Linked DNA regions of Homo sapiens: regions 2 and 3 are each linked to region 1. A link is an interaction called in ENCODE POLR2A ChIA-PET data of the cell type or tissue named here. Cell type or tissue: MCF 10A. All regions are shown on one strand. Links, peaks and the distances in the headings refer to the core of each region. The heading gives the core; the rest is flanking DNA.

Region 1 (7,728 bases), core at 1,598-6,597:
GTTGCTTGAGCAAACACTTGAGGTTATGTGACTGTGAGATTCCAAATGTGCATTTCAACATCAGGTCATGACGGTGCAACTTGTTTTGTGATGAATGGCACTATAAGTAGAACATATTCTATAGACCAAGGATTCTTAGCCAGGGATGCATGGCGGGGCTTCAGAGGCTCTGGGAACATTCTGTATGTGTGTGTGCATTTTACTGGAGAGAGATCTCATAACTTTTATAATATTCTCAAAGGAGTTCATGACTCAAAAAAATCATTTAAAAACCATTGTTCTCAATTTAAAAATCACTAGAAGAGGAAGCTTCAGAAAACAGAATAAGCCAGGCACAGTGGTGTGTGCTTGTAGTCCCAGCTACTCAAGAGGCTGAGGTGGGAGGATGGCTTGAGCCCAGGAGTTTGAGGCTGCAGTGAGCTGTGATTGCACCTGTGAATAGCCACTGCACTGCAGCCTAGGCAACATAAGAGACCCTGACTCTAAAAAACAAACAAACAAACAAAAAACAGAAACCTTAAGTACTCTAATGAAAATGACAGTGTGCTCTGGAGGCAGAAATGCACCTTCCTTTTTGCATGAAAGATTTACGCTATGGGGCCGGGCACAGTGGCTCATGCCTGTAATCCCAGCACTTTGGGAGGCCGAGGCAGGCGGATCACCTGAGGTCAGGAGTTCAAGACCAGCCTGACCAACATGGCAAAACCTCGTCTCTACTAAAAATACAAAATTAGCTAGGCGTGGGAGCACATGCCTGTAGTCCCAGCTACTCGGTAGGCCGAGGCAGGAGAATCGTTTGAACCTGGGAGGCCGAGGTTGCAGTGAGCCAAGATCACGCCATTGCACCCCAGCCTGGGCAACAAGAGCGAAACTCCATCTCAAGAAAAAAAAAAAAAGTTTATGCTGTGATTAATACCTGGTCTCTGTATTAAGGGAGTGTGTGTGTGTGTGTGTGTGTGTGTGTGTGTGTGTGTGTATAAAAGAGAGTGAGAGAGTACACACACTATGTGCCAGGTAAGTGCTAATATTAGTTCCATTTTTCTTTTTGAGACAGAGTCTCACTCTATCGCCCAGGCTGGAGTGCAGTGGCACCATCTCGGCTCACTGCAACCTCCGCCTCCTGGATTCAAGCAATTCTCTTGCTTGAGCCTCCCAAGTAGCTGGGTTACAGGTGCACACCACCATGCCTGGCTAATTTTTTGTATTTTTAGCAGAAACAGGGTTTTGCCGTGTTGGCCAGGCTGGTCTCGAACTCCCGGCCTCAAGTGATCCCCGCTGCCTCAGCCTCCCAAAGTGCTGGAATTATAGGTGGAAGCCACCATCCCTGGCCTTAGCTCCATTTTATAAATGGGGAAATTGAATCTTACAGAGGCATAGAAATACCCAAGATCAGTGAGTAAGTCCATGTGAGCCCTAAGACAGCTTGCATAGATTTGTAAAGCAAAATACGGAACAAATTATATAAAACCATTTTCTTTTTTTTTGAGACAGTCTCGCTCAGTAGCCCAGGCTGGAGTGCAGTGGCACAATCACAGCTCACTGCAGCCTTAACCTCCTGGGCTTAAACGATCTTCCCACCTCAGCCTCCCAAGTAGTTAGGACTACAGGCACGCACCACCATGCTTGGCTAATATTTTCTGTTTTTTGCAGAGACGGGGATCCTGCTATGTTGCCCAGGCTGGTCTCGAACTCCTGGGCTCAAGAGATCCTCCCATCTCGGCCTCCCAGAGTGCTGAGATTACAGGTGTGAGCCACTGCCCCCAGCCAGAAGACAGTTTCCAAATAACATGCTTAATATTTGTACAAGTATTTCTTTTTTTCTTTTCTTTTTTTTTTTTTTTCTTTTTGAGATGGAATCTCCCTCTCTCGCCCAGGCTGGAGGGCAGTGGCGCAATCTCGGCCCACTGCAACCTCTGCTTCCCAGGTTCAAGTGATTCTCCTGCCTCAGCCTCCCAAGTAGCTGGGATTACAAGTGCCACCACCTCGCCCAGCTAATTTTTGTATTTTCAGTAGAGACGGGGTTTCGCTATGTTAGCCAGCCTGGTCTCGAACTCCTGACCTCAGGTGATCTGCCCACTTCAGCCTCCCAAAGTGCTGGAATTACAAGCGTGAGCCACTGCTCCCGGCCCAAGTATTTCTTTTTTAGGGGAGAAAAAATTATTGGAGAAAATTTCTTTCCTACTCATTTCCCAAATTTTTCTAGGAAGTCTATGTCAGATTTCCTTTCTTTTTTCTTTTCTCCCTTAAAATAATTTTTAATTGTTATTATAAACAGGATGGACCTGTGCTGAGGAGTGTAGCAGGACTGTGGTTTTATTCCTGCACTGTCTACTGGGTTGTGTGAAGATGGGCTAGAAAGAGGATCTGTTGGGAAGGAAGAGTCTAAAAATGAATGAACGTCAAGAGTCAACGACTCTTACAGCATCATTACCGTCTGTTCCTCTTCTCAGAGAGTCAGGCATGAGGGCCACCAGGCAGGGGAAAAAATGACTTCAGATCATGAGAAATTAAAAGCTTTTAATTAAAATTCATCCGGGTGAGAGAGTGTTCATGGCCAAATATTACAAAAAAAGCTATTTTCCTGTAATCAGTGCTTGGTCAGAAGTTCATAGACCCAGTTCACTTTCTACCCCATTTCTTCAGTCTTCCCCCTCAAAATTAAGTTAGCGCTAGGAGCCTGTAGAATGTGTGTGGCATAAATGTGTCTTGCCTGTGCTACAGCTGCACTTTCACTGGTGGCTGGAGCCAGTCCTGTGCATGTTCTCTCCTGCACCTCGTCAGTTAGCCAATCCCAATTTACCCTCCAAGATTAGGATCCTGGCTGGGCGCGGTGGCTCATGCCTGTAATCTCAACACTTTGGGAACCCGAGGTGGGTGGATCACGAGGTCAGGAGTTCAAGACCAGCTTGGCCAAGATGGTGAAACCCTGTCTCTACTAAAAATACAAAAATTAGCCAGGCGTGGTGGCAGGTGCCTGTAATCCCAGCTACTCGGGAGGCTGAGGCAAATAATTGCTTGAACCTGGGAGGTGGAGGTTGCAGTGGGCCGAGATCACGCCACTGCACTGCAGCCTAGGCAACAAAATGAGACTTTGTCTCAAAAAAAAAAAAAATTAGGATCCTGGCTGGGTGCAGTGACTCACACCTATAATCCCAGCACTTTGGGAGGCTGAAGTGGGCGGATCACTTGAGGTCAGGAGTTTAAGACCAACCTGGCCAACATGGTGAAATCCTGTCTCTACTGAAAATACAAAAATTAGCCAGGTGTGGTGGCGGGCACCTATAATCTCAGCTACTTGGGAGCTGAGGCAGGAGAATCGCTTCAACCCCGAAGGTGGAGGTTGCCGTGAGCCGAGATCACGCCATTGCACTCCAGCCTGGTCGACAAGAACGAAATTCTGTCTCAAAAAAAAAAAAAAAAAGATTAGGATCTGTCACACCTCAGAGAACCTTTAGTGACCCCCGAGGCTGAGTTTGATGCTGCTCCCTGCTCCCCTAGAGCCTTAGGAATTTCACTTTCCTTGCATGTCTCACACTCTCCTGTAAATGTTTATTGTTTTGGCCAGGCGCGTTGGCTCACACCAACACTTTGGGAGGCTGACCGGGTGGATTGCTTGAGCCTAGGAGTTTGAGACCAGCCTGGGCAAGATGGTGAAACCCCGTCTCTACTAAAAAAAATAATAATAATAATAATTAGCCAGGCGCAATGGCACACACTTGTAGTCCTAGCTACTCGGGAGGCTGTAGTGGGAGGATCACCTGAGCCCAGGGAGGTCAAGCCTTCATTGAGCTGTGATCATGCCACCGCACTCCGCCTAGGTGACAGAGTGAGACCTTGTCTCTAAATAAATAAACAAATTTTTATTGTTTTAATCTGTCTCTTCCACCAGATTCTAGGCTTTCTGAGGTCAGTTTAATGCCTGGCACATAGAAAATGCTCAAAAATTGGTAAACTAACAAATTTGTGTTTGTTTTTTCCCCATCCAAAAGTAATTGCAAGGATTAATGTTCTTAAGGTATAATCACGTGAAGGCACTTCTATGTTAAAAAAAAAAAAAAAAAAAAAAAAAGGCTGTGGGTGGGGGCAAGGAGGAGCCAGGGAGGAAAATTAGTCTCCTGTCAGAATTTGTGAAGTCAGTGCTAGGAGGTGAAAACATCACCTCTTAGATGCTAGCAGTATACTAGCAATCTATTGCTATACAACAAATTACTCCAGCACTTCGTTTATTATCTCTAATTGTTTCTATTGGCGGGGAATTTAGACAGGGCACATCTTGTCTCTGCACATGATGTCTAGGGCCTCAGCTTAAAAGATTAGAACAGGGCTGGAATCATCAGAAGGCTTGTTCACTCACATGTCTGGCAGTTGATGTTGGCTGTTGGCTGGAGGCCTTGCTGGGGCTGTCAGCCAGAACAGCCCACACACAGCCTCTCCACGTGACTTGAGCTTCCTTACAGTATGGTGGCAGGGCTCCAAGGGCAAATGTCTTGAGAGAGAGAGAGAGGGCGAGGCTGGAGCCTTTTACATAACCTGGCTGCAGAAATCACACAGCATTACTTGGCCACATTCTTTTGGTTAAGGTGGTTAAAAAGGTCCATCCAAGTTCAAAAGAGGAAACACAGACTCCACGGCTCAGTGAAGAAGTATCAACATCACATTGTAAGGAGAGCATGTGGATGGGATCTAGACTACTGTGGCCATCTTTGAAGAATGCAATCTGCCACAAGCAGTCATGGGGAAAAGGCCAAATTCCTCATAATAGAATGTGGGTGTGAATCTCTTATGTAAGACAAGAGATATGAATCAAGGCAGATGGATTTTGTGAAGGCAGTGAGTTTTTCCTTCACTTTCAGAGTGCAGGTAATTATAACTCTGTCAAGAATGCAAATAGAAAGAGGAAGGTTTAATATTTTGTGACAGAGATCTGGAATGTTATAAAGTCCTATTTCCAGTGATCAGATCTACTTCATCTTCTTGCAAAAATGAGGCAGTTGTAGTGGCTAGAGTAACACCCTCATGAACTCTCTTTGTTAAGTCATCCCCCGTCCCAGTCACTTCCACCTCTTCCTGGCTTACTGTCACTCTAACATCACTCTTGTCATAATCCTTGATTATTTTCTTATCCATGTTGGTGATACCCTGACCACTCTGCTTCTTTTTTGAGACGAGCTCTCACTCTGTCACCCAGGCTGGAGTGCAGTGGCATGATCATGGCTCCCTGCAGCCTTGACCTCCCAGGCTCAAGTGATCTTCCCACCTCAGCCTCCCTAGTAGCTGGGATCACAGGTGTGCACCATACCACACCTGGCTAATTTTTTAATTTTTTGTAGAGACGGGATCTCACCAGGTTGCCCAGGTTGGTCTTGAACTCCTGGGCTCAAGGGATCTGCCCTCCTTGGCCTCCCAAAGTGCTGGGATTACAGGCGTGAGCCACCGCGCCTGGTCCACTCAGCTTGAGATCCACTCATCCAATGATCTTGTCCTTCACCCTTCTCAGCTGCTCACTTCTTTGACTTTGTCATGACCTGTCTTTGCAACCTTCCATGATCGCTATTCTAGATGTCTTTCAGCTCCAATAATTCTTCAGCACCACAAGAACATACAGTTCTTTGGTATAACTACTACCTTTTCACTGTCCCTCCCCAACTATGCCTTCCCTTCCCCCCCCCACCCCCCCCCCCCACCTAGAACAGAAGCGCATCATGCGGGCCGGGTGAGGCGGCTCATGCCTGTAATCCCAGCACTTTGGGAGGCGGAGGCAGCTGGATCACTTGAGGTCAGGAGTTCGAGACCAGCCTGGCCAACATGGTGAAACCCTGTCTCTACTAAGAAGTCCGTCATGAGAATCACCCCTTTGCACACACTCAACTCTCTTGCCCCCTCCCTCCTTCTTGTGTGCTCCTAATAAACCCAACCCTGATTAACCCCACCCCCTACACCCTCCACAGCTGTCATCATGCAGTTTCTGGTCTCTGTATTTATGAAAACAACCTCTAGTGGGCCCTTGATGCTGTCTGCAGTCAGACATTCTCTGAAATAGGGCATGGGCTGCTCCTCTGGCCCAGAGCTGTAACCCTAGATTGTTGGGTCAGAGCCCCTCATCTGCCAGGCACTGCTGCCCAGACCTTAATACACACCCATCTGGCCTCCAGGAGAATAAGAAATCCTCTTCAGAAACTGCTTCTCCCTGCCGACACCCCTGGCTTTCTGGTGGCTTCAGAACTAAAGTTGGAGGATGTGACATTCTGTCTGAGGGTACCCCTTCCATTTCCGCTTCTTTTTCCTGAACACTCAGCATTGCTGAGAGCTATTTTGACAGCTCCTTCTATTCTTAGCACCAAAGCACAAAGTCATATATGCAGATAAACCAAGGCTAGAAAAACTGCATGTTCATTTTCTAAATTCTTAGTGAGAAAAATCAAGAGCAACTGTCGGGGTTGGGGGCGTAAGGGGCTGTGACCAAGTCGGACACTCCAGAGGGAGGTGGAAAGTGCCTGAGTGGAGATTCTGACACTATGCAGATGTGTCACCTCGGGCAAGTCCCTTCAGTTGCCGGGGGCTCAAACTCACCATCTGCAAAGTAAGGGGACGGGATGAGGGAATTCCTAAGCCCCTTTCTAGATCTTTCATTCTTCGTCACCAGATGCTACAATATACACAGTTGCCTCTGGGTTTTTTTCTGCCTCTCCTGCCTTCATTCATCAGTTTTTCAATCAACGAAAGGCTCTGCTTCATGCCCAGAGGGTACAGAGATAAATAGGGCACAATTCTTGCCCTTTAGGACCTCACTTTCCTTATAGACACATCACTTGATATATGTGAAAGTTGGTTATACAAACTGGGTCATTGTCATACCCAACTAACTCAGAGTTGAGAGGCCGGGGGAAAAGAGCAGTTAGGGTACATAGCACCTGCTCCAAGAATTGATTTTTCTGCAAAGCTGAAACAGCCTGCTATAACCCTGAGACCAGTTTCACCCTAGTAATCGCTAAAATGACCTGCTGTGACTCTAACACTAGTTTCACCTGCTGCTGTCACTCACGAGTCAGAGCCTGCCAGCTCCCAGAAGTTTCTTTAGTGCCAATGAGCGTTCTTTCAGAACAGTATGTAACATTTCTCTTTCTAATAAAACTCCCGGCCAGGTGCAGCAACTCACGCCTGTAATCGTAGCACTTTGGGAAGCTGAGGCAGGAGGATCACTTGAAGCCAGGAGTTCAAGACCACCCTGGGCAACATAGTGAGACCTCATCTCTACAAAAAAATTTAAAAATTATAGCTGGTGTGGTGATGTACTGCAGTAGTCACAGCTACTCGGGAGGCTGAGGCAGGAGAATCCCTTGAGCCCAGGAGTTTGAGGCTGCAGTAAGCTATGATCAAACCACTGCACTCCAGCCTGGGTGAGAGAGCAAGACACTGACTCAAAAAAACAAACAAAAAAAAAAGCAAAAACAAAAAATATGTATATCTAATAAAACTCCCAACCTTCTCTTTGTTTTCCAGACATGCTGAGGACCACCTAGGCTGTGTGTGCACTCTGAATTGCAATTCTGTGATTCTCTCTTTTTTTGAGACTCAGTCTCACTATGTTGCCCAGGCTGGAGTGCAGTGGCACAATCTCAGCTCACTGCAAGCTCCACCTCCTGGTTCAAGCAATTCTTCTGCCTCAGCCTCCAGAGTAGCTGGGACTACAGGCACACACCACCATGCCCAGCTAATTTTTGTATTTTT
Region 2 (7,728 bases), core at 1-5,000, 67 kb after region 1:
TAAGTGATCCTGATCTGCCATAGAAACCTTCATGCTTAGGGAGTTTCCCTAGCTAATTCCTCAGCTAAGATTCTCCCCAGGAGTTTCACTCACCTGTTTCCAGTGCCTCCTTTGGGCTGTCAGCATCTGTGATTCCACATTCCCCAGAGGGAGATTCCTCCCCAAAGCTGGTTGTATTTACTGCCAGTCCTGGGCTGTAGCCAGGGCAGTCTTTGAACACATTATCAAGAATACTTTTTAAAATAAAAGTCTGTTTCGACTTCCACTGTGTATTTTTTGTCTCCTTGGAAGCAAAGTTTCCACTGTTTGCACTGATTTCTCACCATCCCCTTTTCATCTGATTTCCTAAGTCCACTTTTTTCTTCTAAAGATACTGAAGTTGATTTTTCCATGCACTTAGTTTTTTTTAAGTGACATTTAAAACATTCAATCAATTGTTTTAATTTGCTGAGAATTGATGAAAATTTCACAATCCTTTTTTTTTTTTTTTATAAGAGTCAAGGTCTTGCTCTGTCACCCAGGCTGGAGTGCAGTGGCGCGATTATAATTCACTGCAGCCTCAAACTCCTGGCCTCAAGCAATACTCCCACCTAAGCCTCCTGAGTAACTAGGACTACAGGCACACACCACCCATGCAGCTAATTTTTTTTTTTGAGACGGAGTCTTGCTCTGTTTCCCAGGGTGGAGTGCAGTGGCACGATCTCAGCTCACTGCAATCTCTGCCTCCCAGGTTCAAGTGATTCTCCTGCATCAGCCTCCTGAGTACCTGGGAGTATAGGCGTGGACCACTACGCCCAGCTAATTTTTTGTATTTTTAGTAGAGACGGAGTTCCACCAAGTTGGCCAGGGTGGTCTAAAACTCCTGATCGACCCACCTCGGCCTCCCAAAGTTCTGGGGTTACAGGCATGAGCCACCACACCCGGCTCTCATTAAGTGTTTTTTCAAGCAAAAATAAAATTATTCCAGTACCTATACATGTTTTTCGCTTTTGCATATTAATATCCTTTAAAGATTTTTAGGTAATTGTAATCAATGTGTATGCTTTTTTCTTTGTTTCTGTAGTCTTTATTTATTTATTTTTGAGATGGAGTTTTGCTCTTGTTGCCCAGGCTGGAGTGTAATGGTGCGATCTCGGCTCACCACAACCTCTGCCTCCCGGGTTCAGGCGATTCTCCTGCCTCAGGCTCCCAAGTAGCTGGGATTACAGGAATGCGCCACCATGCCCAGCTAATTTTTGTATTTTTATAGTAGAGACGGGGTTTCTCCATGTTGGTCAGGCTGGTCTCAAACTCTTGACCTCCGGTGATCCGACTGCCTCGGCCTGCCAAAGTGCTGGGATTACAGGCATGAGCCACTGCACCCAGCCCATATTTTTTAAATAAAATTGTGATTACTTAGACTTTGCTGAGTTTTTTATTTTTAATTAATTTTTGATAAGAGTCTGGCTCTGTCACAGGGGTTGGAGTTTAATGGCAAAATCATAGGTCACTGCCACCGTGACTGCCTAGGTTCAAGCAATCCCGCCTTCAGGTGCAGGCCACCAAATGGGCTTTTTTTTTTTTTTTTTGGCAAAGAGAAGGTCTGGTTGTGCTGCCCTGCCTGGTTTTGAACTGGGCTCAAATGATCCTCCCTCCTCAGCCTCCCAAAGTGCTGGGATTATAGGCTTGAGGCACTAACCACACCCGGCCTTTGTTTTTGATGACAGCCATTCTAGTTAAGTTGTGAAGCAGTATCTACTTGTGGTTTCGTTTTGCATTTCCCTCGTGACTAAGGATATTGAGCATCTTTTCATGTGCATATTAAACCATTTGTTTATCTTCTTTGTTGAAACGTTTATTGAGATATTTTGCCTTTTTTTTTTTTTTTTTTTGCAACTTCTTCCAGGAAGGCACTAATTTTTAAAATAGGGTATTTACTGGCCGGGCGCAGTGGCTCACACCTGTAATCCCAGCACTTTGGATAGGCCGAGGTGGGCGGATCACGAGGTCAAGAGATTGGGATCATCCTGGCCAATATGGTGAAACCTTGTCTCTACTAAAAACACAAAAATTAGCTGGGAATAGTGATGTGCGCCTGTAGTCCCAGCTACTCGGGAGGCTGAGGCAAGAGAATCGCCTGAACCTGGGAGGCGGAGGTTGCAGTGAGCCAAGATCACGCCTCTCAAAAAAGAAGATAAGTGATTTGCAAATATTTTCTCCCAGCCTCTCTCATTTGTATGTTCTTAATGGTGCTTGTTTTTTGTTTGTTTGTTTGTTTGTTTGTTTTTGGAGACAGGGTCTCACCCAGTCACCTAGGTTGGAGTGGAGTGGCACCATCTCAGCTCACTGCAACCTCTACCTCCTGGGCTCCCACCTCTGCCTCCAGAGTAGCTGGGACTACGGGCGCCACCATGCCTGGCTAATTTTTACATTTTTCTTTTTTTAGAGACAGGGTCTCCCTATGTTGCCAGGGCTGGTATGGAACACCTGGGCTCAAGCAGTCCTCCCACCACAGTCTCTCTAGTAGCTGGAACCACAGGCACACCCACCATGCCCAGTTAATTTAAAAAGTTTTTTTTTTTTTTTGGTAGAGGAAGGGTCTTACTATGTTTCCCAGGATGGTCTGGAACTTCTGAGCTCGGCCTCTCAAAGTGCTGGGATTACAGGCATGAGCCACAGAGCCCTGCCTGAGAAAGTCTTAAAAAGCACAATTAAGAGACTTGGTTGAATCCCTTAGCTCCCTTTTAATTTCAACAGACATCCATACTCTTCAGACCCTTCTGGAGGCTAAATTATGGTCCAGATTGAATTATTCAAATAACTTGAACCTGGGAGGTGGAGGTTGCAGTGAGCCAGGATCACACCACTGCGCTCCGGCTTGGGCGACAGAGTGAAACTCTGTCTCAAAAAAAAAAAAAAAGTATTCAAATAAACTTTATTTCTCTGTTCTCATGTATCCCTATTTATCTTTGTATTCTGAGTTCCTAACAGGGTGACTGACACATAGCACTTCTTTAAAATATGTTAAATTGAAATTTTAAGGCCAGGTGCAGTGTCTCACACCTAGAATCCCAGCACTTAGGGAGGCCGAGGCGGGTCGATCAATTCAGGTCAGCAGTTCCGGCCAACGTGGTGAAACCCCATCTCTACAAAAAAATACAAAAATTAGCTGGGCGTGGTGGCTCACGCGTGTAATCCCAGCTACTCGGGAGGCTGAGGCATGAGAATCACATGAACCTGGGAGGCGGAGGTTGCAATGAGCTGAGATTGTGCCACTGCACTCCAGCCTGGGCAACAGAGCAAGACACTGTGTAGAAAGAAAGAGAGAGAGGGAAGGAGGGAGCGAAATAAATTATAAGCATAAACATGGAGGGCATTTTTGCAACCCCAATATGGGTTTCAAACTAGCCAAGTGGCAAACATTAGTTATAAACTGGACAATTGGATTTTTTTTTTTTTTTTTAGATGGAGTTTCACTCTTGTTGCCCAGGCTGGAGTGCAATGGCGTGATTTCAGCTCACCGCAACCTCCGCCTCCCAGGTTCAAGCGATTCTCCTGTCCCAGCCTCCCGAATAGCTGGGATTACAGGTATGCACCACCACGCCCAGCTAATTTTGTATTTTTAGTAGAGATGGGGTTTCTCCATGTTGGTCAGGCTGGTCTCAAACTCCTCACCTCAGGTGATCAGCCTGCCTCGGCCTCCAAAAGTGCTGGGATTATAGGCGTGAAGCCACCGTGCCCGGTGGCTTTCTTGTTAACTAATCAGATTTCATGCTTCAGTTAATTCAGTCTTAGTCATGCTTATTGTAAAAAAGGATGGTATAAATATTTATGAGCTAGAAGTAATAGCAAGAGCTGGAGTTTGAATGGGAAGGTGCACAGGTGAATTTCAGAGACAGAAGGGCAGCATTAACAGAAACGTTTCTAATTACTAATTGTTTTGCTCTTGGTCTATAATCAGTGGATGAGTTTCTTTACCACATGGGATAGTCCCTTGGTGCCCATCCTATAGCATGGCTCCTGATTTGTAAAGACATCTGTCTTCTAAGGAGCATAGCATGTCTTTGCTGTTCTGTCTGGTAATCCTACTAATAATCAAGTCCTCAAACAAACGGATTTTTCCAGTTCACGCTATAGGAGAAGGGTTACTGAGCCTAGGAACTAAAGTTTTTAATCAGGCTTCACTTTAAACATCCTACAGTCAGCCAGGTGCGGTGGCTCATGCCTGTAATCCCAGCACTTTGGGAGACCAAGGCGGGTGGATCACCTGAGATCAGGAATTCGAGACCAGCGTGATCAGCATGGTGAAACCCCGTCTCTACTAAAAATTAGCCAGGTGGTAATTAGCGTGGTGGTGAGTGCCTGTAATCCCAGCTACTCGGGAGGCTGAGGCAGGAAAATTGCTTGAACCCAGGAGGCGGAAGTGAGCTGAGATCATGCCATTGCACTCCATCCTCGGCGACACGGTGACACTCCTTTTCAAAGAAAACAAAAAACAACAAAAAACAAAAAAAATTCTACATTCATAACCCTCTAGAGTCATATACTTTAAAACAAAACAGGCTGGGCGCAGTGGATCAAGCCTGTAATCCCAGCACCTTGGGAGGCTGAGGCGGGTGGATCACGAGTTCAGGAGATGGAGACCATCCTGGCTAACATGGTGAAACCCCGTCTCTACTAAAAATACAAAAAAATTAGGTGGGCGTGGTGGTGGGCGCCTGTAGTCCCAGCTACTTGGGAGGCTGAGGCGGGAGAATGGCGTGAACCCGGGAGGCGGAGCTTGCAGTGAGCAGAGATCACGCCACTGCACTCCAGCCTGGGCGACAGAGCAAGACTCTGCCTCAAAAAAAAAAAACAAAACAAAATAACAAAACAGGCCGGGCGCGGTGGCTCACGCCTGTAATCCCAGCACTTTGGGAGGCCGAGGCGGGCGGATCACGAGGTCAGTAAATCGAGCCCATCCTGGCCAACATGGTGAAACGCCGTCTCTACTAAAAATACAAAAAAAAAATAGCTAGGTGTGGTGGCGGGCGCCTGTAGTCCCAAATACTCGGGAGGCTGTGGTAGGAGAATGGTGTGAACCCGGGAGACGTAGCTTGTCGTGAGCCGAGATTGTGCCACCGCACTGCAGCCTGGGCGACAGAGCGAGACTCCGACTCAAAAAAAAAAAAAAAAAGCATATTGGCCAAAGTCGACTAGGTTGGACTTTGTTCAAAGATAAAGTAACAGGGTGTGTGTGTGTGTGTGTGCATGGGTGTGTTTTAAACATTTTAATGTGGGCCTAAGTGTGACAACTTGAATTTTGTAGTGCAGAGGTTTAGCAGTAGTAGCATTCACATACAAGTCATGTCTTCACATTTTCAAAATAAGTGATTCTGGCCAGGCGCGGTGGCTCATGCCTGTAATCCCAGCACTTTGGGAGGCCGAGGCAGGCAGATAACCTGAGGTCAGGAGTTTGAGACCAGCCTGGCCAACATGGTGAAACCCCATCTCTACTAAAAATATAAAAATTAGCCGGGCATGCTGGCAGGTGCCTGTAGTCCCAGCTACTCGGGAGGCTGAGGCAGAAGAATTGCTTAAACCCAGGAGGCAGAGGTTGGAGTGAGCTGAGATTGCTCCATTGCACTCCAGCCTGGGTGACAAGAGTGAGACTCCATCTCAAAAACAAAAACAAAAGAAAAGTGGTTTTTTTGGTAAAAAGCCAAAACAAAATTTAATGGTAGAACATGTTTTTAAAGTAAATGTATCCCTATTCATCTGTGCCAGGCTTTTCTCATTTGTACATATAATTTCTTCAAATTCTTAAGTACTTAGAATTCTTGATAAGAACAAAATGTACACACAAGCTCTTATTCACACAGTACATATTTATTAGAGTTGATTTGGCAGAGATTTTCACTATATTTTTATTTTATTTTTTTTTGAGACAGTCTTGCTCTGTTGCCCAGGCTGGAGTACAGTGGCATGATCTCTGCTCACTGCAACGTCTGCCTCCTGGGTTCAGGCGATTCTCCTGCCTCAGCCTCCTGAGTAGCTGGGATTACAGGCGTGTGCCACCATATCTGGCTAATTTTTTTTGTATTTTTAGTAGAGACAGAGTTTCACCATGTTGGCCAGGCTGGTCTCGAACTCCTGACCTCAGGTGATGCACCGGCCTCGGCCTCCTAAACTGCTGGGATTACAGGCATGAGCCACTGCGCCCAGCCGAGATTTTCACTTTCTGTAGTTCAAAATATATTTTCATTTTCAGAGATGTCTATGGGCATAATTTACACCTAATAGCTATTAGGCTTTGTTAGTGATTACTTATCTCATTTTGTTTAAAGCAGGGTTTTCTTCACCTTGGCTGTATTGGCATTTTGGACCGAGTGATTTTTTCTTTGGGTATCCTGTGCCTTGTGGGATATTCAGCAGTATCCCTGGCCTCTAAGCACTAGATGCCAGTAGCACCTCCCACCCCACAAGCTGTGAAAACCAACAATGTCTTTGGACATCGCCAAATGTTTCCTGCCCCCTCAAAACTGCCCCCATTTGAGAACCATTTGTTTAAAACAAATAAAAACTACATTGAGCTGGGTACAGAGACTCAAGCCTATAATCCCAGTACTTTGGGAGGCAGAGGTGGGTGGATTGCTTGAGCCCATGAGTTGGAGACCAGCCTAGGCAACAGCAAAACCCCGTCTCTACTAAAAGTACAAAAAAAAAAAAAAAATTAGCCCAGCATCGTGGCGCATGCCTGTAATCCCACCTACTCAGGAGGCTGAGGTGGGAGGATCACTTGAGCCCGAGAGGCAGAGATTGCACTACTGCACTCCAGCCTGGCCTACAGAGCAAGACCCTGTCTCAAAAAACAGAAAAATAAAAGAACCCCTACATTGTCTCCCGGGTGAGGAAACTTCTTTAAACTCTTTGTACAGGATAGGGCCCCGTATTTGTTAATCTCTATGGACAAATAAAGTCTTATTTGAAAGGTTAACAGGCATTGTTGTTAAAATACATTTCAAACTCAAGGATGGACAAGCCTGGGCAACATGGTGAAACCCCAACTCTACAAAAAGTACAAAAAATTAGTTGGGCATGGTGGCACATGTCTGTAGTCCCAGCTGCTCCAGAGGCTGAGGCAGGAGGATCCCCTGGGCCCAGGGAGGTTGAGGCTGCAGTGAGTGGTGATCGTACCACTGCACTCCAGTGGCATTGGTGTGAGACCTTGTCTCAAAAAAAAAAAAAAAAAAAGAGGAACCAAAGGATGGAATGAAGCAACACTTCCTCAAAGTGGAATCTCAGGACATAAATGGACCTTCTTGGCTGCTATTCTGTCTTTTATTATTATTTTCTTTTTGTCCACCTGAACATTCATGTCTTTTATGAGGAATAAAATGTTCATGTTTTTTCTAAGGAAGAAAACCAGACATGGATAATCTCTATAGTATAAATTCATTCAACATAGAAGAAAAATAACTCCTTCAGGCCATTTTCAGTAAAACCTAGGATGGAGAAGGTAGCAGTAACTGCATTTTCTGAATAAAGGAATAATTAATGACACCTCACTGAAATGCTCTTGCTGAGAATGTTTATTAAATAATAATAATATATTATTATGATGATGATTATTATTTGAGACAGAGTCTTGCTCTGTTGTCCAGGCTGGAGTGCAGTGGCACAATCTCGGCTCACTGCAACCCCTGCCTCCGGGTTCAAGTGATTCTCCTGCCTCAGCCTCCTGAGTAACTGGGACAACAGGTGCATACC
Region 3 (7,728 bases), core at 886-5,885, 110 kb before region 1:
ATGGTGAAACCACATCTCTACTAAAAATACAAAAGTAGCTGGGCATGGTGGCCTGCACCTGTAATCCCAGCTACTCAGGAGACTGAGGCAGGAGAATCGCTTGAACCTGGGAGGCAGAGGTTGCAGTAAGCCGGGATCACACCATTGCACTACAGCTTGGGTGATAAAGTGAGACTCTGTCTCAAAAAAAAAAAAAAAGAGGGAGAAAGAGAACAGCACGGGGAAAACTGGCCCCTATGATTCAATTACCTCCCCCTGGGTCCCTCCCACAACACATAGGAATTCTGGGAGACACAATTCAAGTTGAGATTTGGGTGGGGACACAGCCCAAACCATATCAGTCATGCTAGCCACACTTTAAGTGATCAATAGCCACATAAAAGTGGCTACCTCGTTGCACAGGATTGGACTGGACTGATCTCATTCATCTTTGTGTCTTCAGCACCTAGAACATTGCCTGGCTAGATGTTTGTTGATCTAAACTAAGCTTCTCTTTCTCTGCCTCAAGAAAAAGAAGCACATGAAACAGAGCATGTCAGCTTTGCAAATTATGTCTATGAAGATGTCTCAAAAGACTGATCTATAATATGATTTGCTCCTCACCCATATTTGAAATGAAATCATCTTAAAAATATAATTCCATTTTTCAAATAACTGCATAGATATGGCTCATTTTGTGCACTTGATGTACCAAAATGCATATGATTTAAATTTATAAATCAGCCAATTGTAATAAATGTGAGAGAAGCATTTTAACAAAAACTTTCCTATTGTGAATATTTTCAAAAGTGAAATTCCTTTACAAAGTGAGTAATTACTCTCTGATTTACCTGTAAGCACATCATTATATAAAAATCAGAATTTGGGCAGGGGAAGGGAGAGCATCAGGATAAATAGCTAATGCATGCAGGGCTTAATGCCTAGGTGATGGGTTGATGGGTGCAGCAAACCACCATGCCACATGTTTGCCTATGTAACAAACCTGCACATCCTGCACGTGTATCCCAGAGCTTAAAATTAAAATAAAATAAAATTTAAAAAAAATAAGAATTTGCCCTTAATTGAAGAATTAGGCAAACAAAAAATAGTTTTATTTGAATGTGCTATTGTAACCATCTGATGTAGAAAACTTTAGAGAATAAAGTTACTATTATTACTAACTACAAATAAATAACCAGCATTGTATAGCACTTTACTATGTACAAAGCAGTATCACAAACATTGCTTAATTTGATTCTCACAGAAACTATATAAGCTAACAGGGAAGGTCCTTACTGTGTCCATTTGGCAGGTGAAGTTCAGAAAGACTAATCTTTTGTCTCTAAATTCCGATCTTCTTTTCACTATACCAATAAGGACATATGAACTATCTATGGTAACTACATTGGAATTGGGACTTTAGATTTTTCTGCCTTATTTAGACGGAAATACTTTCCTAGAAATATAATCTTTTCTTTTTTTTTTTTTTTTTTTTTTGAGACTGGGTCTTGCTCCATTGCCCAGGCTCCAGTACAGTGGCACAATCTTGGCTCACTGCAACCTCCACCTCCTGGGTTCAAGTGATTTTCATGCCTCAGCCTACTGAGTAGCTGGGACTACAGGCACCCATCACCACATCCAGCTAATATTTGTATTTTTAGTAGAGACAGAGTTTAACCATGTTGGCCAGGCTGGTCTTGAACTCCTGACCTCAAGTGATCTTCCCACCTCTGCCTCCCAAAGTGCTCAGATTACAGACGTGAGCCACCGTGCCCGGCCCTAGAAATATAACTTTTTAAGCAACCTATAATTTGTGTGAACTAAAACCATTGTTTTACATCCCTGGAAAAAAATATATATATCTCGCCACCTATTTATAAGAAGGCCCTCAATCAATATTTGCTAAAAGATCAATGAATACATGAGTGATCCTGAAAACAAATAGAGCAGACTATTATCAGCCAAAGTTCAGTTGCAAAGAACAGAATCCAGTCTGGTTAGTTTAAGCTAGAAGTATTAAAGCACTTAAAGAACTGAAACTATTAATGGAGTGACTCACAAAACCATAACTCAGAACTGGGAAACCAAAAGAGCGGTGCTGTTGCTCATTGTGAAGCTGACTGCTCCAGCACTACGCCACCATACCACAGTCTGGAAGCCATCACGATCAGGAAGCTGCCACTTCCATGGCCAGCTCCAGAATCACACCATACCAACTATAATCTGCACTGGCAAAGTAGATGCACCACCCCATGTTTCCTGATATTCAGGAAACTAATAAGTGAACACTGGAACCTCCAGAACCATTGTTATAGAAGAAAAAAAACGCACCCAAAGCCAAGCCTAGCAGCAGAAACAGCCTTCCGGATCTTACATAGAGGCTCTGATTGTTGAAGCTTAAGTAATAATAGCTGCAAGAGAGTCTAGGGATGCAATATTTGGCTTACTAGTCTCTGTAGGAGTCTTGGCAAATTGGCCAACATGTGTGCTCTTTTTAGAATCTTTTATTAGTAGCAGAAATTGAAAAAAAAATTATTCTTGCAACAAATTAAGAGAACTAAAGTTCGCAATGATCAACTAACATATTACCAAATCAACTCCTATTATAAGAATTTATTATAAGATTTCAGTGTGAAGAAGAAGGTACTAATACACCATTTTATCTCAGTCTGAAAGCAAAGTCTCTAGGATGGCTTCAGCTACTCTGCAACTGGCACCAAAATGACCACAGGAAGAGAGAAGAGAAAAAGCTAATCTTCTCGACTGTTTCCATAGTGCAATGTTTTTTACAGAAAAATAAGTGAAATGTACAAAAACGATCATTGGAAATGCTTCTGCATGAATACTAATGTGTATATCTGCAATTTAGACATAATTTTTGGTGTTTTTGTTATTGTTTTTTGAGATGGAGTCTCGCTCTGGCACCCAGGCTGGATCTTGGCTCACTGCAACCTCTGTCTCCCGGGTTCAAGCAATTATCCTGCCTCAGCCTCCCAAAGTGCTGGGATTACAGGCATGAGCCACCGCGCCCAGCCCATCATTTTTGCTTTTGGTCCTGTATACAGTAAGACAAAACTCAAGTTCTTTTAAACTAGGGAAGGCAAAATAGTTCTACCTAGTCAGATTGAGTTATTTTCACAAGCAGCAGCATTTCCACCCCATCATCCAGCTAGTGGTGGGGCACTAGAGGGAAATAATTATTGGGTGAGAAAAGAAGAGAGAGAATTTTGTAGCCACAGCCTTATGTGTTGAGGGATCCTATGTGCACTGTGGTGTGGCATTCTGAATGGCTGCGGCACCACAAGGGCACTGTGTGGTGAGATGCCCTTCCCGGGGAAGGAAGACGCCAGAAGAAAAAAAATGAGTGAAGAAAGCTGAAATCACCAAAAACAAATTTCATCTACTTCACAACTTTAAAACATTAACTCTGTCCAGTCTTGTAGTGGAGAAGGATGATTGCCTATGGACCTCCAGATTATCAAACTGGTCTTGAACTCCTGACCTCAGGTGATCCACCCACCTTGGCCTCCGAAAGTGCTGGGATTACAGGCGTGAGCCACCGTGCCCGGCCCAGACTTTTGATATCTTGGCTTCCACCACCAATGTTAGCAAATATTTCTAGCAGAGTCTGATAGCAAAAGCAACAGTCTTTATCACTAAGTATAATGATGACTATAAGAACAAATCGAAACACGATGATTTTCATGTGTTCCTGAAGCCATCCCTATAAACTTTATAAAATTAATCAGGGAAGGAGGGAGGGGAAGAAACAAAAATAAACCAAGCTCACCGCCCATTCAGCATTAATCATGAGGCCAGCTGCTCTCTGACTGCTTCCTCATGGTTGCTTGGTGCTATTGCCTCAGAATCACATAGAACCTGTTACAAGATTTTAGTTCCCCTTAACTCCTCAATAGATAACAACTGGAACATTATTAAATGTTTAGTTTTACGTTTGATATATTCTTTTTGGTCCCACGTATCAACAACACTACTGACATCAGCTGGTCTGAAGGAACCCCCAGGAGCTCACTCACCAAGGAATTCAGTTTTTACATCCTGATGATTTTATTCCCCTTACCCTGACCAATCAACAACTCCAGTTTTCCAGCCCCTCAGCCTCCATGATCACCTTAAAAGCCCCAGCCCAGAACTCCTGGGAGGGATGGATTCGAAGTTCTCCTCCCATCTCCTCACTCGGCGCCCTGTGATCATTAAACCCTCTGCTGCTGTCTCAGTGTAACTGGCCTGTTACTGTGGATCGGGCATACAAATCTGTGGATCCTAAAACATTGCCACAAAACAATAATTTTATGGGAACACACTGCTTCCTCTGCTGTCGTCTGCCCCAGTAAAGTCAGCTACGTTCAGTCACTTCATGTGTTACCTCTCCTACATTCAACAAACATTTATGATAAACATTTCAACCTGACCCTGTGGTGGGCCCTGATAAAAGAATAAATAAGACACAGTCCCAACCCGCTCTGTGTCCATTCCAGGGACTCATATCTTAAAGAAGGCTAAGGCAGATGGTTATATCTTTTTTCCTCCACAGACTTATGTGAGATTTCAGACACAGTGGGTAACACAAATGAGGGTAAAGAGATATCCTCCCTGCAATGTGAAACGACATCATTATTCAAAAGCTAAAACCATCAGTTAGAACCCTCCCCCAGTGCCATTACTTCCCACTTACAAAACAATAGCATTAGAAGCTATAGTCAAAGGCAGACTTTAACTTTCTCTGATAAATTATTAATAACAAATGCGTTTTACCAAAGTTAATAAGATCCCCATACCAAGTATAAGAGCCATAAAAATGATAATATCCTTTGTCAAAGTAATTTTACTCAGGAGAATTGAAGTTTAGTCCGAACCAATATAGAAGTCATATGCATAGAGATGTTCACAATATTATCTATGACATCTAAGAGTCAAGAAATCATTAGATAAATTATGATTGTCAACTAGATATACTGAGGGGTAATTATAAGACTCGTGACAATAAAAAACAATTTATTATTTGATGGAAAGTTTTGAAACGTCTAATTTTTCTTTTTTCTTTTTTCTTTTTTTTCTGAGGTGGAGTTTCGCTCTTGTTGCCCAGGCTGGAGTGCAGTGGCACCACGATCATGGCTCACTGCAACCCCCGCCTCCTGGGTTCAAGTGATTCTCCTGCCTCAGCCTTCCAAGTAGCTGGGATACAGGCATGCACCAGCATGCTCAGTTAATTTTGCTTTTTTTAAAGTAGAGACTGGGTTTCACTATGTTGGTCAGGCTGGTCTCGAACTCCCGACCTCAAATGATCCACCCATCTCGGCCTCCCATAGTGCTGGGATTACAGGCATGAGCCACCGCGCCTGGCCTGAAAAGTCTAATTTTTAAAAGTGTGACCATGTGTACCAGGGCTTCCCAACCTTGGCACCATTGACATTTTGGTCCAGATAATTCTTTGCTGAGAGGGAGCTGTACGTTGTAGAATGTTTACCAGCACCCTTGACCCCTGCCCCCTGGATACCACTAGCGCCACCCATCCTCAGTAGTGACAATCAAAAATGTCTCCAAACATTCCCAACTCCCCACAGGTAGCAAAATCACCCCGAGTTGAGAACCATGGGTTATACTCTATGATCACAGCTATGTAAAAATGTGTGCATATGTGGAGAAAGCTGGGAGGAAATTTGGAAAAATTAAAAAGGCATTTCTAATAGGATGATGAAGTCATTGAAGTTTTTAAACATCCTCTTTAATATTTTTGCAATAAAAATATTAAAGGTTAAAATTGAGTACTGTTGTGAGTCACAAACTCTTCTAAGGAGTTTTAATCTTTAAAAGTTATTATACAGTTTCATTATTAGAGATAATTTTAATCTCCCGTTATAATGACATCAAAGGAAACTTTATTTAGAGGATTGCAAAATCATTTTTTAAAAACCCATAAGGCCAGAACTGATATGTGATTCAGATGGAGAAGGACAGAATGACTCATTAGTACTAACCATAATTCTTATTCTGCAGAATGCTTCTTGGAGCTTGCTCAAAATCAGAAAGAATTTCTAAGGAAATTTTGTATAAGAAAAAAATGAATTCAGAATTATTCCATCACTGCTACCCAACACTGGATTTGAGTAAGAATTTAATGTATGTTTGGCGTCAATGGGAAAGTTACTTAAAATATTTTGACAATTCTCAATTTTATTTTTAAAAATGTATTAAGGATTACAGCGTCTAACATTCGCAGAATGTTCTACCGTGTTCATTCTCTCATTTAGTGAATTTGAGCACAAGAAATAGAGCTTCAGTTGTGAACATGTGCTGAGTAACATAAGTAGGTAATATAGAACAAAGAGTGTAGGCTACTCTAACACTGTAGGGTTGGGAAAGAATAAAATTGTCAATATTCAAATGGCCATTCTATTCCTTGCTCCGGTAGAACAGGTGATTTTAAACTGTTTTAGAAAGTCTCAATAATATTATTCTACAAAGCAATATATCTGAGAAGTGGGTAACCCAGTGCCTAAACCTTGCCAGAGAGGCAGATGTAGATGGTTGACAATCACCCTTTCCTGTTCTGAGGCATATATGTGATTCCATAAATAAGTGCAGGGGTATTTGATGCTTGACTTGGAGAGCTATGCCTGGAGGCTTGGGGGAATTTGGAGGCTGAGGAAGAAAGGAAAAGGTAAAAGGCTATGAGCAAGAATCTCAAGAGAGTGGAGAGAAAAACATGGCCTCTCGGCTCTTCCACCTTTACTCTACCCCAACCCGTTTGGTCCTGTGGACCCAATTAGGTCTTTATGAAGATCAGTGTTAGAAGACAAAGGAACTTTCTCATGCCATATTGTCAGATTCAGCATGTACAGCACTGAGACCCAGGTAATAAAGGGTAGAGTGGGCTGGAGGCGTTGCCTTCATTTCTACACAGTGGGAGCAAAGCAGTCCACCAAGTGCTGTGAAGCACAGGGCAGCAGAAAATCAGAAATTACAGGAAGGGCCCCATCAACAGGGCCAGCGCCTCCATCCAACAGATTTGGAACAAGGGACTTCTGCCAGGAGACTGGACCTTCATAGGAACATGAGCAGACTTGTTCCTAAGGACATACAGGAAACTTGCTCACAACTCCCAGATTAACTGGTGGAGATTTTGTGAGGGGAAGTTATTGAAACCTTTCAGTTAGGCATTTAGTGTTATTATGACTTTTTTTGGTTTCCATGGGTTGACTAGGTATGGGAACATTCCAACTACCTCTGATTTACAAAAAAAAAAATACACCACCAATTCCCAGTTTTATATTTCACAGGTGTCCCTCACTTTAAAAATAAGTATTTCATAAAAGTTCGCTATAAATAAGATGTAAAGCAAATTCTATTTTCTCATAGGTAGACATTTTTAGGTAAAATTTACATAAGCAGTCATCATTACATTATTTTTCAATGGACAAAAAATTCCAATAAGTGGATCAAAAACTTTTGATAATGAAGGACAGTGAGATGAAGCCTAGCTCAAAGTAGGCTGGGCACTGCAAACCAATAGAGACACATCCCCGACTCTAAAAGTATTCCTCCACCATTGGCCACTGCCGTGGTCACAGTTACCAGATTGTCAAGTTAATATTATGAAGCTATGAAGTAACAGTGTAATAGCATCACTTCTGCAGGTACTATGATCATTACTCTGAATTAAAGTTCACTTAAAGCTACATAGAACAAATCAGTTCTGTGTCCATTCTGAAAGTTTAGAATGTTTTA

What was found. ChIA-PET counts read pairs that join two places held together with the same protein. Peaks named below come from ENCODE experiments on the same cell type or tissue, not always from the same donor. Only the 100,000 strongest peaks of a DNase experiment are listed, where the experiment ranks them.
Region 2: POLR2A ChIA-PET joins it to region 1 with 5 read pairs; 2 of 35 experiments call an interaction of 5 or more read pairs at or near these places.
Region 3: POLR2A ChIA-PET joins it to region 1 with 7 read pairs; 13 of 35 experiments call an interaction of 5 or more read pairs at or near these places.

What each region holds. Positions count from the first base shown.
Region 1 is chr2:38,716,371-38,724,098 of GRCh38, forward strand. All of the region lies in intron 4 of GALM (galactose mutarotase), which reads left to right. All of the region lies in intron 1 of LOC124905993 (a long non-coding RNA gene), which reads right to left. Among named protein-coding and RNA genes, the nearest start is that of SRSF7, 31 kb to the right of the region's middle. RefSeq lists a silencer at 5,854-5,913 and an enhancer at 6,704-6,753. In MCF 10A, for the core only: no CTCF peak of the experiment used is centred there; a DNase peak (open chromatin) is centred at 4,451.
Region 2 is chr2:38,784,738-38,792,465 of GRCh38, forward strand. GEMIN6 (gem nuclear organelle associated protein 6) reads left to right here. Exons shown (of 3, transcript NM_024775.10): 3 at 1-265. Among named protein-coding and RNA genes, the nearest start is that of GEMIN6, 10 kb to the left of the region's middle. RefSeq lists an enhancer at 4,342-4,842 and a silencer at 7,137-7,337. In MCF 10A, for the core only: no CTCF peak of the experiment used is centred there; no DNase peak of the experiment used is centred there.
Region 3 is chr2:38,609,515-38,617,242 of GRCh38, forward strand. No RefSeq gene overlaps it. Among named protein-coding and RNA genes, the nearest start is that of HNRNPLL, 10 kb to the left of the region's middle. In MCF 10A, for the core only: no CTCF peak of the experiment used is centred there; no DNase peak of the experiment used is centred there.